Regions from separate parts of the Homo sapiens genome. Here regions 2 and 3 are each linked to region 1. The links are chromatin loops, found by intact Hi-C in ENCODE. Cell type or tissue: heart right ventricle. All regions are shown on one strand. Links, peaks and the distances in the headings refer to the core of each region. The heading gives the core; the rest is flanking DNA.

Region 1 (7,496 bases), core at 842-5,841:
CATTGCACTCCAGCCTGGGCAACAAGAGCAAAACTCAGTCTCAAAACAAAAACAAAAACAAAACAAAACTCTTGAATGATGTGTGCAAAGTGACTGTTAACAGTTTGCCTGTGGAAAGAGGAGTGGGGTTAAAGTGGGAGATAGAGAGCTTAAGTGACTTTTCATTTTTTATTTTTAAAATTAAATTTCTGAATGGTTTAAATTTTTTCAAACATGCAATTGAAATAAATTCCAGCTAATGTGTACTCAGTGCCAGACACTGCTCTAGGTGTTTTAGGCCTATTATTTAATCCTCCCAACAAACCTCTGGAGATAGGTATTATTAATCTCCCCCATTTTGCAAATTAGAAAACTGAGGGCCGGAGCAGTGAAGCAGCCTGTCCAAGGTCACACACTAATAAGTGGGAGAGTTGAAATTTGAACCCACGTCATGTGGCTCCAGCATCTATGGACTGACCCTCTCACTGCAAGGCCCTCGATGGACCATGTTGGTCCATGGGATGGTAACTGTAACTGTAATAAGATTCCAGTAAAAACCGCACAAAAACTATGTGCATAGAAAAAGCAATGGGAGTCTCTATAGTTGTCCCTTTAAAACATGGATCCAAAGATTCACTCTGAATTCCAGCTCAGACAGGCTAATTCAGGCATGAAATATAGTGATTTCAGAACACAAGGAAAGCCTCACTTCTCCCTCCTACCCCAAACTGTTGGTTAACATTTCTTGAACAAGGACTAACTTTTTACCACCCAAATAGCGATCAAGCTTAATATGTGAATATTTCTGGACAAGGCGTAACTATCTCAAATTTAATTGTGTATATCTCTGATTTAATATTATCAAGGTGTAAATAGCAATCACATACAAAAAGCAGGTTGTGATAAGAGATGGGGAAAAGGCAGGAAGGAGGGACTCAGAGCATGATAGGGTACATATGGGGAAGGCAGACGGCAGCAGACTATCATATACTAGTTATCAATGATACTTCTTTACAGTGATAGAAGCCTTCCCTTTCCTAAGAACTTCCTATGTATTTACACATTTGATCTTGACAACTTATGAACTAGAGAAGACAGATTTCTTCATTTTATTGATAGGGAAAACCAGGCTCCAGGAGGCTGTGACTTGGTAAATTACCAAGTTGGAACCGGAACCCAAAACTCCTGATTCTCCCTCGAGGATTCTTGAATTACACCCAGACACTTCAGCCACATCACAACTTCACCCAGCATTAGGTCTGAGTCAGCATCAGTGTAAGAAAATGTAGCAGACAAAAGCTCCAGAGGTTAAAGGGAGCAATAGGACCCTGGCCAGGACCCACTAAAGGACATCCAGGTGGAAGGACAGAGGAAGAGCCCAGGTCAACATAGGGGATGCCAAGGTCACAGGCTGGGGGAATGGCCCCAGTGCTGACACCAAGCAGCTAGGAAACAGGGCAGAAGTTTTGATTGTGGCATCTATATGCCAGGACTTTGCTCCCACCACTTCTCCCATGCTGCCCCCATTTCTAGAATCTTCCTCCTATTTCTTTCCCTTCATTCTTTGCTTTCCTCTCCCACTCTAGCTCCAAACTCGCATTTGCAGTTGTATAAAGGGGGGAAATACATGAATTTTTAGAAATAAAATTTGTCTTACCAATGGGATTGGAATTGTAATCCCATTCTCTTAAACTCATTTTAAACCCCTACTAAATCTTTGAACCTTTTCTACTTTATCACATGGTTAGAATGGGTGAAGTTCCATTACTCAATTCTTTCATCACTTAATTAAATCCAATTAATCTATTGACTGCTTTGCTCAATCTTTTTTTTTTTTTTTTCCAGACAGAGTCTTGATCTGTCGTCCAGGCTGGAGTGCAGTGGCACAATCTCGGCTCACTGCAACCTCTGCCTCCCGGGTTCAAGCGATTCTCCTGCCTCAGCCTCCCGAGTAGCTGGGATTACAGGCATGTGCCACCACACCCGGCTAAATTTTTTGTACTTTTAATAGAGATGGGTTTCACCATGTTGGCCAGGCTGGTTTCTAACTCCTGACCTCAGGTGATCCGCCTGCCTCGGCCTCCCAAAGTGCTGGGATTACAGGCCTGAGCCACCGCGCCTGGCCAATCTGTTTAATCTTGAATTCTCTTCATATTCTTTCTATGACTAGTGCTACAGCGGTGCTGGATGTTTAAGTGATCTTCAGCTGAATTCCGCATCTCCCATGGCTTTGACTCTGTAGTCACCTCCCCTAAAAGTCATGCTGATGACCTGAAGACATGGACACGCTCCACAATCCATGCGATATAGAGGAGAAGGAAAATAAGAATGAAAACAAATACTAAACACTATCATTCCTCTAGGGTAGGGGTGTCCAATCTTTTTTCTCCCCACATTAAAAGAAGAATTGTCTTGGGCCATACATTAAAAAATACACTAACACTAATGATAGCTGATGAACTAAAAAAAAAAAAAGTCACAAAAAAAAGCTTATCAATTTGTGTTGGGCTGCATTCAAAGCCACCTGGGCCACATGCAGCCCGCGGGCAGCAGGTGGGACAAGCTTGCTCTAGGGTAAGTGGATGACTCCTGGAACTTCCTGCAATGTGTGGTTGGACCACTGATAGTCGTGGGCGGGAGAAAGCACTGAGGAGGCAAGACAATGAGCGATTCGAACGCGGCTGTGCATGACAAGGAAGACACTGCGTGGTTTTTGTTTTACACTTTGCACATTTTATTTTTAGCCTCGCCACTGCCCACATGGTTCTAAAAATTACCACCAGGGGGCAGAAGGGTGCCAATGTCCATTGTCTCTGCTACGTTTGGGTTTTCCTTTCCGAATTTCCTCACAGAAGAATTTCTGATCCTATTATACAGATTAAGAAACCAAGGAGCAGAGTGAAGTAAGTGGTAGGCAATCCAGCATTTTGTGAGTGGCAGTGGCAGGAGTTAAACACTGGTTTGGGTAAATACAAGGACTAGGCACTTTCAGAGCTCACCTGAGTTTAAAAACATTTTACAATCCTCTTTGATTAAATGCAATACATTAAGAAAACTTCAAACAGGCCAGGCGCGGTGGCTCACGCCTGTGATCACAACACTTTGGAAGGCCGAGGCAGGCGGATCACCTGAGGTCAGGAGTTCGAGACCAACCTGGCCACCGTGGTGAAACCCCATCTCTACTAAAAATACAAAAATACGGGCATTGTGGTGAACACCTGTAATCCCAGCCACTCAGGAGGCTGAGGCAGGAGAATCGCTTGAACCCGGGAGATGGAGGTTGCAGTGAGCCGAGATCGCACCACTGCACTCCAGCCTGGGTGACAGAGCAAGACTCCGTCTCAAACAAAAACAAAACACTTCAAACAATGTTACTGTAACTCCTTCTATTTTCCTGTTTTGTGTTTCACTTATCACCAGTTTTTGTCACTCATAGTCTTTTCAGCTCTGTGTCCATTGTAAAAGAGGGGGACTTGCCCCTTTCGACTAATATCGACTTTATGTCCCTCCATTAAGAAAACCTTGGCCAGGCGCGGTGGCTCAAGCCTGTAATCCCAGCACTTTGGGAGGCCGAGACGGGTGGATCATGAGGTCAGGAGATCGAGACCAGCCTGGCCAACATGGTGAAACCCCATCTCTACTGAAAATACAAAAAATTAGCCGGGTGTGGTGGCGGGTGCCTGTAGTCCCAGCTACTGGGGAGGCTGAGGCAGGAGAATCACTTGAACCCGGGAGGCGGAGTGTTGCAGGAAGTCACCAGCTGAAGCCATGACAGAAGAACGTGGATTGTGAAGATTTTATGGACATTTATTAGTTCCCCAAATTAATACTTTTGTAATTTCTTATGCCTATCTTTACTGCAATCTCTAAACATAAATTGTGAAGATTTCATGGACACTTATCACTTCCCCAATCAATACCCTTGTGATTTCCTATGCCTGTCTTTACTTTAATCTCTTAATCCTGTCAGCTGAGGAGGATGTATGTCACCTCAGGACCCTGTAATAATTGCATTAACTGCACAAATTGTACAGCATGTGTGTTTGAGCAATATGAAATGTGGGCACCTTGAAAAAAGAACAGGATAACAGCAATTGTTCAGGGAACAAGAGAGATAACCTTAAACTCTGACCACATGTGAGCAGGGCAGAACACAGCCATATTTCTCTTCTTTCAAAAGCAAATGGCAGAAATATCGCTGAATTCTTTTTCTCAGCATGGGACATCCCTGAGAAAGAGAATGCACCCCTGAGGGTGGGTCTATAAATGGCCCCCTTCGGTGTGGCCCCCTTAGGTGTGGCCATCTTCTATGGTCGAGACTGTAGGGATGAAATAAACTCCAGTCTCCCATAGCGCTCTCAGGCTTATTAGGAAGAGGAAATTCCCGCCTAATAAATTTTGGTCAGACCAGTTGATCTCAAAAGCCTGTCTCCTGATAAGATGTTATCAATGACAATGGTGCCCGAAACTTCATTAGCAATTTTAATTTCACTTTGGTCCTGTGGTCCTGTGATCTCGCCCTTCCTCCACTTGCCTTGTGATATTCTATTACCCTGTTAAATACTTGATGTCTGTGACCCACACCTATTCGCACACTCCCTCCCCTTTTGAAAATCCCTAATAAAAACTTGCTGGTTTTTGTGGCTTGTGGGGCATCACGGAACCTACCGACATGTGATGTCTTCCCCAGATGCCCGGCTTTAAAATTTCTCTCTTTTGTACTCTGTCCCTTTATTTCTCAAGCCGGCGGACGCTTAGGGAAACGAGAAAAGAACGTACGTGATTATCGGGGCAGGTCCCCTGGTAGCAGAGGTTGCAGTGAGCCGAGATCGTGCCACTGCACTGCAGCCTGGGTGACAGAGGGAGACTCTGTCTCAAAAAAAAAAAAAAAAAGAAAAAGAAAAGAAAAGAAAACCTTTCTGGGCTGGGCACAGTGGCTCATGCCTGTAATCTCAGCACTTCGGGAAGCCGAGGCGGGCAGATCACCCAAGGTCGGGAGTTCGAGACCGGCCTGACCAACATGGAGAAACCCTGTCTCTACTGAAAATACAAAAAAAATTAGCCAGGAGTGGTGGTGTGCACCTGTAATCCCAGCTACTCGGGAGGCTGAGGCAGGAGAATCGCTTGAACCTGGAAGGTGGAGGTTGCAGTGAGCCGAGATCATGCCATTGCACTCCAGCCTGGACAACAGAGCAAGACTCTGTTTCAAAAAAAAATAGTCTTGGCCCTTTGAGTTTGACAAGAGGCTAGCTGGATCCTCACTGGAGACTAGCGTTTCATTTGTGTCAAGTGAAATGGAGTAGTACCGAAAAGGTCGGAGATCTGGGGCTTCGTCAAGTACACAGAACACATTTGAAAACTGTTCCTGTACCTGCCTGATAGTAAACATGATGTGCATATGGCTCTGTCTGGGCTGAGACTTGCTTCCATCATGCCATGATGTTTGGGTCAGGACATCTGTGGACCTCATCTGTTATCTACCAACGATTATAAACGGACAAATTGCCTTAAGTTGGTTTCACAGTATTTTGTTTACATCCCACTTCAGAGAAAATCCCTCCAGCAAATATACCTGCATCTCCTTCCTTCCTCCGTGAGGGAAAAGTCCAGGTGTGGGAGTTGGGGAAGAGTCACCTCTGTCCTCTCTCCAGGTTTCCCACTAGCTGGAGGAAACATCTCCCTCCTTTCTTTAATTTACAGGTTCATTTCCTGAGGCTCCTTTCTGGCTTTCTCACAGAGAGTAGCGTGTTTTCCACACAATGTGTGTTTGCTAAAGAGACCTGCAAGTTTTTCCAAGCTAGATAGTAACACATAGGCAATTCACTTTTTGAAAACGACTGATACAAAATGCGTAAAACAACAATATCCTTTAAAATATAAGGGCTGGGCACGGTGGCTCACACCTGTAATCCCAGCACTTTGGGAGGCTGAGGTGGGCGAATCATCTGAGGTCGGGAGTTTGAGCCTGACCAACATGGTGAAACTCCGTCTCTACTAAAAATACAAAATTAGCCAGGCGTGGTGGTGCATGCCTGTAATCCCAGATACTCAGGAAGCTGAGGCAGGAGAATCGTTTGAACCTGGGAGGCGGAGGTTGCGGTGAGCCGAGATTGTGCCATTGCACTCCAGCCTGGGCAACAACAGTGAAACTCCATCTCAAAAAAAAAAAAAAAAAGATAAAATTGCAAAGAAAAAAAATCTATGTCATCATTATAGGGTGGTAACTTTTACACTTATCTTTCTTTCTAAGGAGATTCTAAGTCCTGAAGAGTCAGTCTCAGACATTACGATCCCCCTCCTCAGGTGCTTTGGACCAGGCTTTCGTCATATGCTGTCTACAGTATTATCATTGTCTAGATTGGTTGCGATTATTCCATAGTCATTTTTATTTAACGGACGTACAGCAAAGTGCATCAATTTGAAGTGTACAGTTCAATGAACGTTGACACAGATGTACACCCCTGTGGGCACCAGCACACGTCTCCAGCACCTCCAAAAGGCTGCCTCATCCCCTTCCTTGTCAATACCAAACCCCCAAAAGGGTGAACCACTGTAACTTCTACCACCTTAGATTGCTTTCGTCATCTTGAATGTAATTGAATAAAACAGTATATACTTGGCCAGGCGCGGTGGCTCACGCTTGTAATCCCAGCACTTTGGGAGGCCGAGGCGGGTGGATCATGAGGTCAGGAGTTCAAGACCAGCCTGGCCAAGATGCTGAAACCCCGTCTCTACTAATAAGACAAAAACAAAACAAAAACAGTATATACTTTTTGGCATCTGGTTTCTCTGCTCAACGTGGGGCAGTGAGATTCATTGACTCTGTGGCATAAAATGGTACTTTCTCTTTTGTATTGCTGTGTGGTATTTCTATATATGAATATATTACAGTTTGGTGATTCAGCCCTCTGTGGATGGGCTTTTAGGTGGTTGTCAGTTTTTTATTACTGTGATAAAGCTGCTAAAAGTGTGTACATGTCTTTTGGGGGATTCATTTTCCTTGGATAAGTACTAGGAATGGAATTGCTGGGTGTTAGTATAAATGGTGTCTTAAAGATTTTTATTTTCTAGTTGATTGTAGAAGCATGTACAAATACAGTTGGTTTTTGTATACTGACCTTCCTTCTAGCAACTGTGCTAAATTCATCTGTGAAATCGCATCATTTATTTGCAGATTCTTTCAGACTTTCTATGTATGTCGTCACGTCATTTGTGAATAATGACAGGTATTTTGCTTTCCAGTTTTTATTCCTTCCCCCCCTTTCTTGACAGTAATGGCTAGAACCTCCAGTACACTGTTGGGTATTGGTGGTGATGGTACATATCATTACCATGTTTCTGATGTCAGGGGGAAGTATTCAATATTTCAGCATTCAGTTTGATGATACCTATACCTAATTAAAATGTTCTTGTGTTTTAGAATAATTTCAGAGTCACAGAAAAGTTCAGAGTCACAGAAAAGTTCTGCAAAAAGTGCTTTTTGCAGATGGATACTATTTTTGCAGTATTTCGCAAAA
Region 2 (7,496 bases), core at 1,452-6,451, 75 kb after region 1:
GCCTCCCAAAGTGCTGGGATTACAGGCGTGAGCCACTGCACCTGGCCCTGATATGAATTTTTAAAAAGAGAGCACTTTAACAATGAAGCTTCCTTCTATTTATCAGCATCATCCATAAAAGAGCCCTAAGTTCCATAACAACCAGATGAAATGCGTGGTCCTGGATTGGATCCTGGTTTGAACAAAACAGCAGTAAAGGACATTTTGGAATCAACTGGGGAAATTTTGTGGATTAAGTATTAAATAATGTCGGGAGGTTATAGTTAATTTTGTTGGGTGTTATATTTTGATTTTGGCTATGCAGAACATATTCTTTTTTTTTTTTTTTTTTTTTTTTTTTTTTGAGACAAAGTCTCGCTTTGTCACCCACACTGGAGTGCAATGGTGTGATCTCGGCTCACTGCAACCTCCGCCTCCCGGGTTCAAGTGATTCTCATGTCTCAGCCTCTGGAATAGCTAGGATTGGAGTCACCCACCACCACGCCTGGCTAATTTTTGTATTTTTAGTAGAGATGGAGTTTCACCGTGTTGGCCAGGCTAGTCTTGAATTCCTGACCTCAGGTGATCCACCCACCTTGGCCTCCCAAAGTGCTGGGATTACAGACATGAGTCACCGCTCCCGGCCAATATTCTTACGTCTTAAAGATACACACTGAAGTATTTAGGAGTGGAATGTCATGACACCTTTATATATGTATTTAGATATTTCATAAAAAATTAATGAAGTGAGCTAAAAGAGAAGACACTCTTCCCACAAGGCAGTAGTCATGCAGGAGAAGAAAAGCACGTTGAAGTTGTACTAAACATCAAGTTAAAGCCACCACACATAACTCCTTGGCAAGGAAAGGGCCCACGATGGCATTGTTCTCACCTTTTCCTTCCTGCTTAGACCCCTTCCTGACTCCCTCTGGTTGAGTTTCTGAGAAACTCATGCCTCTACCAAGAGACCTCCCCGGGAGGGCTTAGCCTGGAGACTCAGGTATGGAAAGGGCTGTCCCAAGGAAAAGTGAGGCCAGTGGAAGAACACTGGAGGAGGGAGGTTTCAGATGGATAAAAGGCAAAACAGAGCTGGTTTCTTAGGGGAAGCAGTAAAATTTCCATGCCTGGAAGGGTCAAGCACAGGCTGGAAGGCTTGTTGGGAGTGACTGAGTGGGGAGGGAGGCTGGCCTTGGAGACTTCTACAGCGCCTTTCAGCCTCAGACACCAGGACCCAGAAGAAGGGTAGGTGAGGCTAGAGATGGTAAGAATGAGACAGAGAGGCGGAAAGCGAGGCCGGGGCCAGGCACTGACCGAGCTGGGACTCGAGCTGTTTCTCTCATCTCTGCCTTCCCTCCCTGGAACCTGCTTTGTGGTGCTGCTTCCTGTCTCCTACAATCTGGAGAAGTCAATTTCCTGTGGTAGCTGATTTCATTTGATAAGAAAAGGGAGGGTAGGTCAAACGAAGCCATTGCAGGGACTGTCCTTGAAAAGAAACAGAAGCTCAGTCTTGGCACGTCCTCCTCCCATCCTGACCATTCTAAAAGGAGGGAGATTTAGGAGAGAAGCCACAAGCCAAATGATCATAAGATTTGTTTTGAACTTTGCAAATACTATATTTAAAGCCAACAAAAAATAGTGACCAGCATATTTCCTAGCTCCAGGCAGAGCAGAACAATGCAGTTCAGGTCAATAGACGGGACCCTAGGGCCTGTTTGTGCTGGGTTTGGACAGGATATAAAGATGAATAGACTACCCTCAAAGCATTTTCAACCCTCAATTGCAGCCAAAAGGCTAAAAAGAAGAACTCGCTGTAAAACATCCTTAGTCCTGAATTACCTGGAAAGAATATAGAATCTCCTTGGAAACATTTAACATATATTCTTTCTGATCCTCTTAGTGTGGTTTCGATGTAGCCTTACCTGAGGGGCAAAAACAAAAACAAAAAAACACCTAAAACCAATGACCCATTGGCGTCTCATTCAGACCTAGGATTCTAGAGATACATCTCCCTATTAGTCTCTCTTGGCCCCAGGGAAAGAAAGAAGCCACCTTCCCTGACAAGGGGCTAGGAGCCAAATCCCTAGAAATAAATCCACCTGGTTCTGTGCTGTCTTTCCTCTCAATGGCCCTGGACCCCTCAAGAGTTCAATTTGAAAGACGTACAACTATTATGTATCCGTAATAATTAAAGATAAGAAATTTTTGGCCTGGCCTGGTGGCTCATGCCTGTAATCCCAGCACTTTGGGAGGCTGAGGCAAGGAGGATGGCTTGAGGCCAGGAATTCAAGACCAGCCTGGGCAACATAGAGAGACCATATCTCTAAAAATAAATTAAAATAAATTTTAAAAGATGTTTTTAAGCCAACTTGTCCCAACACCTAATCCTTTGGCTGAAATTCAAGCAACATGCCCATGAGACAAGGGCCAAAGTGCTCTTGAAAAAGAGCTAGTAATGATAAATAATGTTTTAAAAACACTCCACCATAAATGCAAACTTTTCACATTATTATCTTACTTGAGTATCTCACGTCTGTGAGGTATTTATTTTTATTATATTTTAGAGACAAGGCGCCACTCTGTCACCATACTAGAGTCTAGTGGCACGATCACAGCTCACTGCAGCCTCCACCTTCTGGGCTCAAGGGATCCTCCTGCCTCAGCCTCCCAAGTAGCTAGGATTACAGGCATGCACCACTATGCCCAGCTAATTCTTATTTTTTGTGGAGATGGGGTCTTACTTTGTTGCCCAGGCTGGTCTCAAACTCCTGGCCTCAAGCAATCCTCCAGCCTTGGCCTCCCAAAGTGTTGAGATTACAGGCATGAGCCACTGCGCCCGTCCTCTGTGAGATATTTATGAAAGGCATTATTAATACCCATTTATAGATAACAAAACTGAGGGCCGGGCGTGGTGGCTCACGCCTGTAATCCCAGCACTTTGGGAGGCCGAGGCGGGCAGATCACGAGGTCAGGAGATCGAGACCATCCTGGCTAACACGGTGAAACCCCGTCTCTACTAGAAATACAAAAAAATTAGCCGGGCATGGTGGTGGGCACCTGTAGTCCCAGCTACTCGGGAGGCTGAGGCAGGAGAATGGCATGAACCCGGGAGGTGGAGCTTGCAGTAAGCTGAGATCACGCCACTGCACTCCAGCCTGGGCAACAGAGTGAGACTCTGTCTCAGAAAAAAAAAAGAAAAGAAAACTGAGGCCCAGAGAAGGCAAGTGACTTGCCCAAAATTAACTATGTGACCTCTAACCTAGTTCAACCACGCCCAAGATGATAAACTCCCATGTACATGTTTGTCACCTTGGCCATGGTGGGACTAGGTTAGAGGTCACACAGTTACCACGCTGCCTCTACTGTGGTACACCTAGATACCGAGATAGTATAAGGGCATTGTAACAGTGGATTTCAGGGAGAAGCAGTGAGAAGGTCCTAGGATCACATTTTTGGGGATTTCTGCAAAACTACCCCTCATTACAGTGTTTTGATCCCCAGCCCCCCAGGTCCTACCCCCAGGCATTCCTTCTCCACATGCCATGCGGGTGTGGACAAAGCTATAGACCAGATTGCAGGTGGGTGTCTATGTTCTCATCCAGTCTAGCAAGTGAGTGGGGAACATAGAGATGTGTAAGAAATTGTGAGAGGCCTTTGCCTTCCGGGTGATGATAGTCTTGGAGATCAGTGTGATGCCTCTGGGGTAGGTGAGGAACTGGGGGAGCCAACCAGCTTTTCCCTTCCCTTATGCTGTGTTTCTTATTTCCAGAAATATTCTTATTACTAGAAGGTGATTATTTGGCCAGACCTATACTCCTGACCATTGGGAAAAAAATGGGAAAATGTTGGACATGAAGGAAGGGAAAGAGAAGAGTGAGAGAAACTAGAACATTTATGGCCGAAGCAGAGGATAAGAAATTAGGAAAAAGCAAAGAAAAAAAAGCCAGGTCCTCAATAGTATTGAGTGCATCTTCCTCCTTCCAAAATAAACGGCTGCCAGCTTTAGAGAAAACATATTTGTGGCTCAACTCACCACAGGTGCGGGTTTGACTCTGAAGTGGGACTGAGGAACTAGTTTACTTTTTCCATTCCATGTGTTTCCTCATGCAAGCTCCTCCCCACAGGGCACCCCTTGGCACCCCACCCTCCCCTGGGCACCTGACATGTGCCGCTGCTGCCCCCTGCTGGGAGAACACTGTTGGATCCCGGGGAGAGGGACTCCTTTCAGAGTGGCCACATCAGGGGCAGGAGAGGAGGGGACTTTGAAGGGTAAGTGATAAAACAGAGCATTTAAATATAGCCAGACACTAAAATCTTTTCACAAAATGTCTGAAACGTCTGGCTTATAATCAGCATACAGGCCTGTGAAAAGGGGTCAAGGAAGTATAAGGTGGTTGGGTACCCACCTGAGATGGAAGCCTTTTAATGAGGCCTAGACTACCCATCTCCTCCCTTTGGTATATCTGAAGCATTTTAGCCTTCTTAAAGCACAATGTTTATTAAGTGGTAAAAAAATTATTCAAAGACTACATGGCTAAGATAATAAGCTTCATACTCTTCGACAACTGTTTTCTTCCCTTTTATTCCAAAGTCCACAAACTGACCCCAACTTACCTCTTTATTTCTGTCTCCCACTATTCTTCCTTGCACAGGCTGTGACCTATGTTGTCTTCTACCAACTCCCCCTGCACACACACTTATAGCTCTATAAATAACACACATTATAACAAAGTTATGAAACAAGAACTAACAAAAATGAAACAAGAACAGGTAAATATTTTTAAAGCCAATAACCTCATCATTGTATTTTTTATTCTTTGAATTCTGTGCTGTGTGCCTATGTTTCATATTCAAAAATAGTAAATTCATTAGTTTATTTTTAAATGAGAAAAAAATGGGTTAGAAATCTTACGAACATGACATATGTTTAATGACTTTTAAAATCTAATAGAATAAACTCCATACTGAGCACAAAGAGAAAATTTGTGAATTAACACAAGACAGAGCAGTAAACACGATAAAGACATTTTTTCAAGTAAAAAATATGTGACATCAGCTAGGCAATCGAGACAATACATTGGGTCTCTAATATATCCCCTTTTAAAAGCCTCAGAAGAAAATAACAGTAAAGGAGAAATGATTGAACAGATTATAGTTCATGTGAATATCCACATGTAAGAGAATGAAGTTGAATTCCTACCTCACACCATAAACAAAAAAATAATTCTAAATTCTCATAGACCTAAATGTGAGAGATCAAACTGTAAAACCCTTTGAAGAAAACAAAGGAGTAAATCTTTGTGACTTTGAACTAGACAATGGTTTCTTAGATATGAAACCAAAAGCCCAAGTGACAAAAGAAGTAAATAAATTGGACTTCAACTCAACAATAAAAAGACAAATTACGCATTTTTTATTTTAGTTTATTTTATTTTTTATTTTTGAGACAGAGTCTCAATCTGTCACCCAGGCTGGAGTGCAGTGGTGCAATCTCAGTTCACTGCAACCTCTGCCTCCCAGGCTCAAGCAATTCTTGTGCCTCAGCCTCCCAAGTAACTGGGATTACAAGTGTGTACCACCATGCCCAGCTAATTTTTTAAATATTTTTAGTAGAGACGGGGTTTCATCATGTTGCTCGGGCTGGTCTTGAACTCCTGAGCTCAGGCAATCTGCTCACCTCGACTTCCCAAAGTGCTAGGATTACAGGCATGAGCCACTCCACCCGGCCAAATTACTCATTTTTTAAATGGGCAAAGGATCTGTACACAAACAACTTAGATGCCTGTGAGGAAAGCATGCTTAGTTCCTACTCCTAAGATTTCCATTCATTTCAAGGACCTCTATTGGTGTGATAGTCTCAGTCTCTCTGCCTCTTTACTCATTCTGCTCCTTGGAGGACAGAGTGATGTTAAATAGTAAATTTAGGAAGAATAATCTGGATATGTTAGTTCTGCTTTTCTTTTTGGGGAGCAAACTGCTGGCGGTGTTTTATATATATATATATATGTTTATCAAATTGTTTGTATATTTGTTGCCTTGATCTACTAAACACTCAGCTAACAGACCTAAAGCTACGTCCTCTAACCTGGTCGCTACCAGCAATAAAGATAATATTTTGGCCTCTACAGGGGCCAAACCCAAGCAGAGAACCCTATCTTTTTATTGGATCTTCAAAGACAATATTGAATGACATAAAAGATGATGAAGATATGCTACAGTCATGGATGAGAATGCATTTCATCATAAAGATACCAATTCTTCCCAAGTCTATTGATTCAACATGCATATTGATTTATATTTTCAATTTTCAATAAAAATCCCAACAGAACTTCCAGGTGACTTCACAAGGTACGTTCTAAAATCTATATAGAAGAGTAAAGGGCCAAGAATAACCAAAACAATTTTTTAAAACCAAAAGTTTGAGGGAATTGCTCTTTCAAAATGAAGACTGGGGCTGGGCACCCTGGCTTATGCTTGTAATCCCAGCACTTTGGGAGGCCAAGGCAGGCGGATTGCGTGAGCCCAGGAGTTCAAGACCACCCTGGGCAATGTGGTGAAACCCTGTCTGTACAAAAAAATGCAAAAAAATTAGCCAGCATAGTGGTGTGTGCATGTAGTCCCAGCTACTTGGGAGGCTGAGGTGGGAGGATCACTTGAGCCAAGGAGTTCAAGATCAGGAGTTGGGCCCAGGAGACAGAGGCTGCGGTGAGCCGTGATCACAGGGCTCATGCCTGTAATCCCAGCCTACGATCCCAGGAAGATCACTTGAGATCTGGAATACGAGCTCAGCCTTGGCAACATAGTGAGACTCCAGCCCTAGAAAAAAGCTTATTTAAAACATTATAAAAGATCTATAAAAAGGATTGACCAGGTGTCATGGTGCACACCTGAAGTCCCAGCTACTAGGGAGGCTGAGATGGGAGGATTTCTTGAGCCCAAGAGTTCAAGGGTACAGTGAGCTATGGCCATGCCACTGTACCACAGCCTGGGTGACAGACCAAGACCGTGACTCTAAAACAAAACAAAAACCCTAAGATTGATTATAAAGTGAGAACAACTAAGAGTGTATAGTACTAGCCTATGTGTAGACAAAGAGGCCAAAAGAATCAGACAGTCCAGGAGCTGGCCCATGTATATGTACATATGGAAACTTGATATGTGACAGAGGAGGCACTGTAAATCAATGGAAGCATAAGCTATTCAATAAATAGGAGCAGGATACAATATTAACAGTATGTATTTAATAATGAAATTTCTACTTTCTCCATAACAAAAATAAATTCTAGATAGATTAAAAACCTATATTAAAAATGTTTTAAAGACTATTTCTCCTTTTGTTTTACAGATATGGACAGAAGCCTCAAAATACCTTTTATGCCTTTCATGGCCCATGATGCAAACTTGTCACGATGTTGTCAACTAATACAAGCCCTGGGTCGGAAAGCCTGTTTAATAAATCGCCAGGGCCAGAGGTGTAATGCAGAGGGATAAACAAGTTTGTTAAGTGGATGACCCTTGTG
Region 3 (7,496 bases), core at 1,452-6,451, 160 kb after region 1:
GTTGCCTAGCCTGGTTTCAAACTCCTGGGCACAAGTGATCCTCTTGCCTCAGCCTTCCAAAATGCTGGGATTATAGGCATGAGCCACCATGCCTAGCATACCACATTGTTGATGGCTCCTTAAGTTGATTCCATATCTTGGCTATTATGAATAACGCTGCAATTAATGTGGGAGTGTAGGTGTCCCTTCAACACACTGAGTTCATTTCCTCCAGATATGCACCTAGTATATATCATTGCTGGATCATATGGTAGTCCTATTTTTAATTTTTTCAGAAACCTCCATACTGTTTTTCATAATGGCCGTAATAATTTACATTCCCATCAATAGTGCACAAGGGTCAAAGAACTAATATTTGCCTTTGATAATCCTTTCTATTATTTATTTCTTTCTATTTCATGAATTCCTGCTCTAATCTTTATTATTTCCTTCATTCTAATAACTTTAGGTTTAATTTGCTCTTTTTCTAACACCTTGAGATGAACACTTATCTCACGGATATGTCCAGCTTTTATTTTGCATTTGAGACAAAATTTCTTCAAAGTACAGTTTTAGCTACCTCCTTATTGTCTTATGTCACATTTTCATTGTTTTTCAATGAAACATTTAAAATTTTCATTGTATTTTCTTCTTTGAGACATGAATAATTTAGAAACATGGTAAAACACTGAAACTTTCTTCATGATGTTGGTAACAAGAGAATAGAATGAAGCCTATAATCCCAGCACTTTGGGAGGCTGAGGCAGGCAGATGGCCTGAGGTCAGGAGTTTGAGAATAGAATGAAATTCCCTTGATTAATTCTATTCAACATTCTGTTGAAGGTGTAGACATTACAACAAGACAAGAAAAAGAAATGAAAGACATAAGAATTGGAAAGGAAGAACTAAAACTGTCATTCACAGACAACATGATTGTGTTTGCAGAACAAGGACGGATGCGGTGACTCACGCCTGTAATTCCAGCACTTTGGGAGGAAAAGGTGGGTGGATCACCTGAGGTCAGGAGTTTGAGACAAGCCTGGCCAACATGGTGCAACCCTGTCTCTACTAAAAATACAAAAATTAGTCAGGTGTGGTGGCATGTGCCGGTAGTACCAGCTACTCAGGAGGCTGAGGCAGGAGAGCCACTTGAACCCAGGAGGTGGAGGTTGCAGTGAGCTGAGATCACGCCACTGCACTCCAGCCTGGGTGACAGAGCAAGACGAAAGAAAAGAAAGGCGGGCAGGCGGGCAGGCGGGCAGGCGGGCGGGCAGGCGGGCGGGTGGGCGGGCAGGCAGGCAGGCGGGCGGGCGGGCATCTACAGATGAACGACTAAGTGAAAAATGGGTTTAGTAAGGTTGCTGAATAAAAAGGTAAATATAGAAAAATTGGTCGTATTTATAACAGCAATAAGAAAAACATTAAACACTACTTACAACAGCATCAAGAAACATCAAATACCTAGTAATAAATCTAATGGAAAACATGCAAAAACTCTACAAAGGAAACTACAAAACACGACCGAGGAAAATTAAAGAGAATCTAAATAAAGATACGTATCATATTCATGAATTAGAAGGCTAAATATTATGAAGATGTCAATGTAATTCTACTCAATATCCCAGCTCATAGCGTTCTAAAAATTAGCAAGCTTATTGAAAATTTTATATGAAAATGCAAATGGCCCAGAATACCCCAGATAATCTTGAAGAGCATAGCTGGAGGACTCACACTGTATGTTATTAAGACTTTTTAATGAAGCCAAAATAATTAAGGTTGAGTGTGATTTGGGCACAAGAATAAATAAGCAGACCAATGGAACAGAATAGAGGATAGAAATAGATGCTTGCATGTATGCAAACTTGATTAATGACAAAAGTCCACTGCAGAGCAGTGAGGAAACTCTTTATAATAAATGGGATTGAGTCAGTTGTATATCCATATGGAGAAGAAAAGAATCTTGACCTTCTTCACATTAATCCAAAGGTCTAAATTTTAGGCATATTACAGATATAAATGTAATAGGTAAAGTGGTGAAGCTTCTAAAAGGAAAAAAATATTTTCATGACCTTGGGGTAGGAAAAATTTCATATATAAGACATCAAAATGAAAACATGATAAATTGGACTACTTGAAAATTAAGAACATTAGTTCATGAAAACACACCATCAAGATGATGAAAAGAAAGCCACGGAGTGGACCGGGTGCGGTGGCTCAAGCCTGTAATCCCAGCACTTTGGGAGGCCGAGGCAGGCGAATCATGAGGTCAAGAGATCGAGACCATCCTGCCCAACATGGTGAAACCCCGTCTCTACTAGAAATACAAAAATTAGCTGGGCTTGGTGGCATGTGCCTGTAGTCCCAGCTATTCAGGAGGCTAAGGCAGGAGAATCACTTGAACCCGGGAGGCAGAGGTTGCAGTGAGCCGAGATCGTGCCATTGCACTCCAGCCTGGGCGACACAGAGAGACTACATCTCACAAAAAAAAAAAAAAAAAAAAAGATACAATGCACTTTGGGTATTCAGGGGAAAGGGTGGGAAGGGGGCGAGGGATAAAAGACCACACGTTGGGTACCGTGTACACTGCTCGAGTGATGGCTGCACCAAATCTCAGAAATCACCACTGAAGAACTTATGAAACCAAACACCACCTGTTCCCCAAAAACCTATTGAAATAAATAAAAAGTAAGTAAAATATAAAAATGGTAAATTTTGTTATGTATATTTTTGCACAATTTAAACAAACTTTTCTGGCTCACACCTGTAATCCCAGCACTTTGGGAGGCCAAGGCGGGAGGACCACTTGAGCCCAGGAGTTGGAGACCAGCCTGGGCAACGTAGCAAGACTATGTCTTAATTAATTAATTAATTAATTAATTTATGGAGACAGAGTCTCGCCCTGTCACCCAGGCTGGAGTGCAATGGCACGATCTTGGCTCACTACAACCTCTGCCTTCTGGGTTCAAGCGATTCTCCTGCCTCAGCCTCCCGAGTAGCTGGGATTACAGGTGCGCGCCACCACGCCCGGCTAATTTGTTGTATCTTTAGTAGAGATGGGGGTTTCACCATGTTGGCCAGGCTGGTTTCGAACTCCTGACCTCGTGATCCGCCAGCCTCAGCCTCCCAAAGTGCTGGGATTACAGGCGTGAGCCACCGTGCCCGGCCTCAGAAGCTCCACAGTGGGCCTCTTCTTATATTTCATGGGCCAGAATTCTGCCACCTGTCCGTTCCTAAACCAATGATAACGGCAATAATAATAAAATTGCTGTGATTGATTTATTCTAAGACTCACCCCCAACTCTCACACTGGGAAGGGGCTCAGCTTCCCCTGAAGCACGTGGCTGCCCAATACTCAAACAATATCTGGATTTTGCTAAGGAGAAAAAAGTAGTGGCGGGGATCAGGGAGGACCCAGCAAGGTTTTTCTCACTGGGGCAGGGACTGATTCCCTGAGGACGCCGAAGTTCTTCCGGAGACGCACCTGAGACGGACTGACTCCCACCCCGGAGTCCCTGCGGAGTTATAAATGTCCCTTAGATCTGTCCCCTCAGCTCTCCATTCCGGGGACCAGTGTTCTGAGCTCGGCCGCCATCGCCTCACGCTCAGCGACGGGCGTGGCCGGGAGCCGCCTGCGGATGGAGGAAGCGGCCGCCAGCGCCCCCTGGAGGCTCGGGCCGGCTCCACTCCCGCGGCCCCCGCCACCGCCCAGCTCCCCGCGGAGGCGCCCAGGCCGGTCTGAGCCCGACAGGGCGGAACCACCGCGGCGGCGCTGCCCTGAGTGGAAATGCGGCCTCCGCAGCGGGAGAAGATGCTGGGAGCCGGATGGGGCCCGGAGGCGCGACACCGCAGTTCTCCGTACTTGAAGACACCCATCCAGGCCACCTTTTCAGTCGGCTGCAGGGACACGTCCTACAAGGGCGTGCTGGAGGCTGAGCTAGCAAAGCTGGGGCGAGGGCGGGACGGTGGATCATTCGCAGACACATCATCACACCAGGGTGTCCGGCACCTTACCCAAGGCCAGGAATAGCAACTCAGATGTTAAATCGTGTCAAACATCTGTGGAGAAGATGGCACCTTTTTCTTCTCCTTCTTTCTCTCTCTCTCTCTCTTTCTTTTTTTTTTTTTTTTTTTTTTTTTTTTTTTTTTTTTTTTTGAGATGGAGTCTCGCTCTGTCACCCAGGCTGGAGTACAGTGGCGCGATCTCGGCTCACTGCAACGTCCACCTCCCGGGTTCAAGTGATTCTCCTGCCTCAGCCTCCCGAGTAGCTGAGATTAGAGGCATGTGCTACCACGCCCGGCTAATTTTTGTATTTTTAGTAGAGACGGGGTTTCACCATGCTGGCCTGGCAGGTCTTGAACTCCCGACCTCAGGACATCCGCCCGCCTTGGCCTCCCAAAGTGCTGGGGTTACAGATGGGAGCCACCGCGCCTGGCTAATTTTTGTGTTTTTAGTAGAGACGGGGTTTCACCATATTGGCCAGGCTAGTTTCGAACTCCTGTACTCTAGGGATCTGCCTACTTCAGCCTCCCAAAGTGCTGGGATTACAGGCATAAGCCACTGCCCAGCCAAGATGGCACTTTTGACAACATCTGTTTGTCCAGATCAGCAATGAGTCAGCAATTGACTTCTACAGAAGTTTGGCTTTGAGATGACTGAGACAAAGACAGATAAAGGATAAGAGGATGGAGCCTGCAGATGCTCAGGAGTTGCAGAAAAACCTCAAAGTCCCTTCCGATCAGAATGGAGATATGCAAAACACAACTGAACAAGTCACAAAATGAACCTTCTTGCACTTGCTTGTTGACAAAAAAAGACAAGCCCATTGATTTTCACCCCCTCTTTCTTGTAAAGCTTTCCTGCACTGCCATGTTTTTGTTTTTCCTTCTTTCTTTTCTTTTCAAAGTTTTAATACTTTCAAGGACTTTAAAAATGATCATGTTTGGGCCAGGCGCAGTGACTCACTCCTGTAATCCCAGCACTTTGGGAGGCCAAGGTGGGTGGATCACTTGAGGTCAGGAGTTCCAGACGAGCCTGGCCAACATGGTGAAACCCCATCTGTACTAAAAATACAAAAATTAGCCAGGCGTGGTGGCGTGTGCCTGTAGTCCCAAGCTACTCAGGAGCCTGAGACAGGGGAATCGCTTGAACCTGGGAGGCAGAGGTTGCAGTGAGCCGAGATCGTGCCACTGCACTCCAGCCTGGGCCACAGAGCAAGACTCCATCTCAAAAAAAAAAAAAAAAAAAAAAAAAAAAAAAAGATCATGTTTGGATTGTTTCAGTTCTCTTATTTTTGTGAGGTGGTTTGACTGAAGGCAGGAGAAGGTAGATCTGTTTAATTTCACAGTTAAGATAAATGGTTCTAAAAATTTAGGTGTCAAATAATTTCACATTTCTTAGCTTGGAGTTGGAGACCAGCCTGGGCAACATAGCAAGACTCTGTCTCTATTTTTTTTTTTTGGAGACGGAGTCTCACACTGTTGCCCAGGCTGGAATGCAATGGCGAGATCTCAGCTCACTGCAACCTCCGCCTTCTGGGTTCAAATGATTCTCCTGCTTCAGCCTCCTGAGTAGCTGGGACTACAGGCGCCTGCCACCACGTCCGGCTAATTTTGGTATTTTCTTAGTAGAGACAGGGTTTCACCATGTTGGCCAGATGGTCTTGATTTCTTGACTTCATGATCCGCCTGCCTCGGCCTCCCAAAGTGCTGGGATTACAGGCGTGAGCCACCGAGCCTGGCCCTCTTAGTTGTTTTTTCTTAGTCCTGCTTTCACATCGAAGGGCAGAGCCTACAAAATATTGTACATTTCAAAAGACAGAAAGAAGCAGCAGTGATATCTTGTTTTCTAATTCATAGACGAGTTTAGTGTGCTTGTGGTACCTTGGGCTTTGAAAGCCTTTGTGGGATACCAATCCCTAGACATTATCTTCACTCCAGCTTTAGTCCTTCCGAGCACTCTCAGGAGTAGCACCGTTGCTATCTCTGGAAGAAATGCTGAGCATATTTATTATTATTATTATTATTTTGGAGACAGAGTCTTGCTCTGTCGCCCAGGCTGGAGTGCAGTGGCGGATCTCGGCTCATTGCAAGCTCCGTCTCCTGAGTTTAGGCGATTCTCCTGCCTTAGCCTCCCGAGGTAGCTGGGACTACAGGCACGCGCCACCACGCCCGGCTAATTTTTGTGTTTTTAGTAGAAAGAGGGTTTCACCATGTTGGCCAGGCTAGTCTTGAACTCCCGACCTCAGGTAATCTGCCTGCCTTGGCCTCCCAAAGTGCTGAGACTACAGGGGTGAGCCACGGCGCCTGGCCGCATATTTTGATTTTTAAAGCAATTATTTCTTCTCTTCTTGCTGGTGGGTGGGGCACCTTGGGTACGTAGTGTTATACTTTGGTCTAAGTATTTTGAGTTAAACTGCTTTTTTGCTAAAATGAATGGGCTGGTTTTTATCAGGTTTATTTTTCCTGCTGTTGTTACTAATGGCATTAACTTTTAGAGTCGGAAGCGGTAAGACTGATTTTTTAAAATATCCCAGAGATATGGCTTCTAATTGACCTAGAGATTTGTCGTAATTTAACTTTTTTCTCCTGCCCCTTTTCTTCAGTAAATCCAACAATAACCCAGGTGTGGTGGCTCATGTCTGTAATCCCAACACTTTGGGAGGCCAAGGCGGGTGAATCACTTGAGCCCAGGAATTGGAGACCAGCCAGGACAACATAGTAAGATGCCTGTCTGTACATAAAAATTAAAACAAAAAAAAATTAGCTGGGCGTGGTGGTGCATACCTGTAGTCCCAGCTACTTGGGAGGCTAAGGAAGGAGAATCACTTGAGCCCACGAGGTCGAGGCTGCAGTATGCCGTGATCATGCCACTGCACTCCAGCCTGGGCAACAGAGTGAGACCCTGTTTCTAAAAAAGAAAATGTTGGCCGGGTGCAGTGGCTCACGCCTGTAATCGCAGCACTTTGGGAGTCTGAAGACCAGCCTGGGCAACATGGTGAAACCTCATCTGTACAAAAAAAATTTTTAAGTCCATATAGGTTATTACCGCTAAATAAACGGAAGCAGGTGTTTTCTCTTGGACATACTGAAAATATTTAAAAGAAAGCTTAGATGGCAGCATGAGCATGAAGAACCAAGAAAGCATACTTGGAGTCAGTGCAAATGTTAGCTACCTTTCCTTTGCTTAATTCTAGTGCTCGAGTAAGAGCTATCAGCTCAGCTAATTGAGTGCTTGGACGGAGAGACACACTTTCAATGACGTCATTTAGAGTGACTACTGCATATCCTGCCTTATGGATTCCTTGTTCTACAAAAGAGCTCCCATCTGTGAAGAGGGTCCAGTGTGGGTTCTCTAGCGGTTTCCCTGAGATCTTCCCTGGCTGCATAGGTCTGTATCAGGACTTGTTCACAGTCATGTTCAGGTTCCCTAGTTTCCTTGGGGAGGAAAGTGGCTGGATTTAGGCGAGAACAATTTTTTTGTTTTTGGTTTTGTTTTTGTTTTTTTTGAGACGGAGTCT

The links. A loop is a pair of places that touch in the nucleus more often than their neighbours do. Peaks named below come from ENCODE experiments on the same cell type or tissue, not always from the same donor. Only the 100,000 strongest peaks of a DNase experiment are listed, where the experiment ranks them.
Region 2: a loop joins it to region 1, with 11 times the contacts of the local background. A loop is called at or near these places in 101 of 110 quality-filtered maps.
Region 3: it touches region 1 in a loop (5-fold over the local background); 50 of 110 quality-filtered maps call a loop at or near these places.

What each region holds. Positions count from the first base shown.
Region 1 is chr3:196,680,331-196,687,826 of GRCh38, reverse strand. No RefSeq gene overlaps it. Among named protein-coding and RNA genes, the nearest start is that of CEP19, 28 kb to the left of the region's middle. RefSeq lists an enhancer at 4,287-4,788. In heart right ventricle, for the core only: CTCF peaks have their summits at 2,551 (motif pointing right) and 2,753 (motif pointing right); a DNase peak (open chromatin) is centred at 2,736; H3K4me3 peaks cover 917 bases; H3K27ac peaks cover 968 bases.
Region 2 is chr3:196,606,121-196,613,616 of GRCh38, reverse strand. No RefSeq gene overlaps it. Among named protein-coding and RNA genes, the nearest start is that of LINC01063, 23 kb to the left of the region's middle. In heart right ventricle, for the core only: CTCF peaks have their summits at 3,953 and 4,158 (motif pointing left); a DNase peak (open chromatin) is centred at 4,136; H3K4me3 peaks cover 122 bases; H3K27ac peaks cover 2,719 bases.
Region 3 is chr3:196,525,082-196,532,577 of GRCh38, reverse strand. It overlaps the pseudogene NAA50P2. Among named protein-coding and RNA genes, the nearest start is that of SMCO1, 13 kb to the right of the region's middle. RefSeq lists a silencer at 3,521-3,820 and an enhancer at 4,591-4,660. In heart right ventricle, for the core only: a CTCF peak has its summit at 3,640 (motif pointing left); a DNase peak (open chromatin) is centred at 3,677; H3K4me3 peaks cover 941 bases.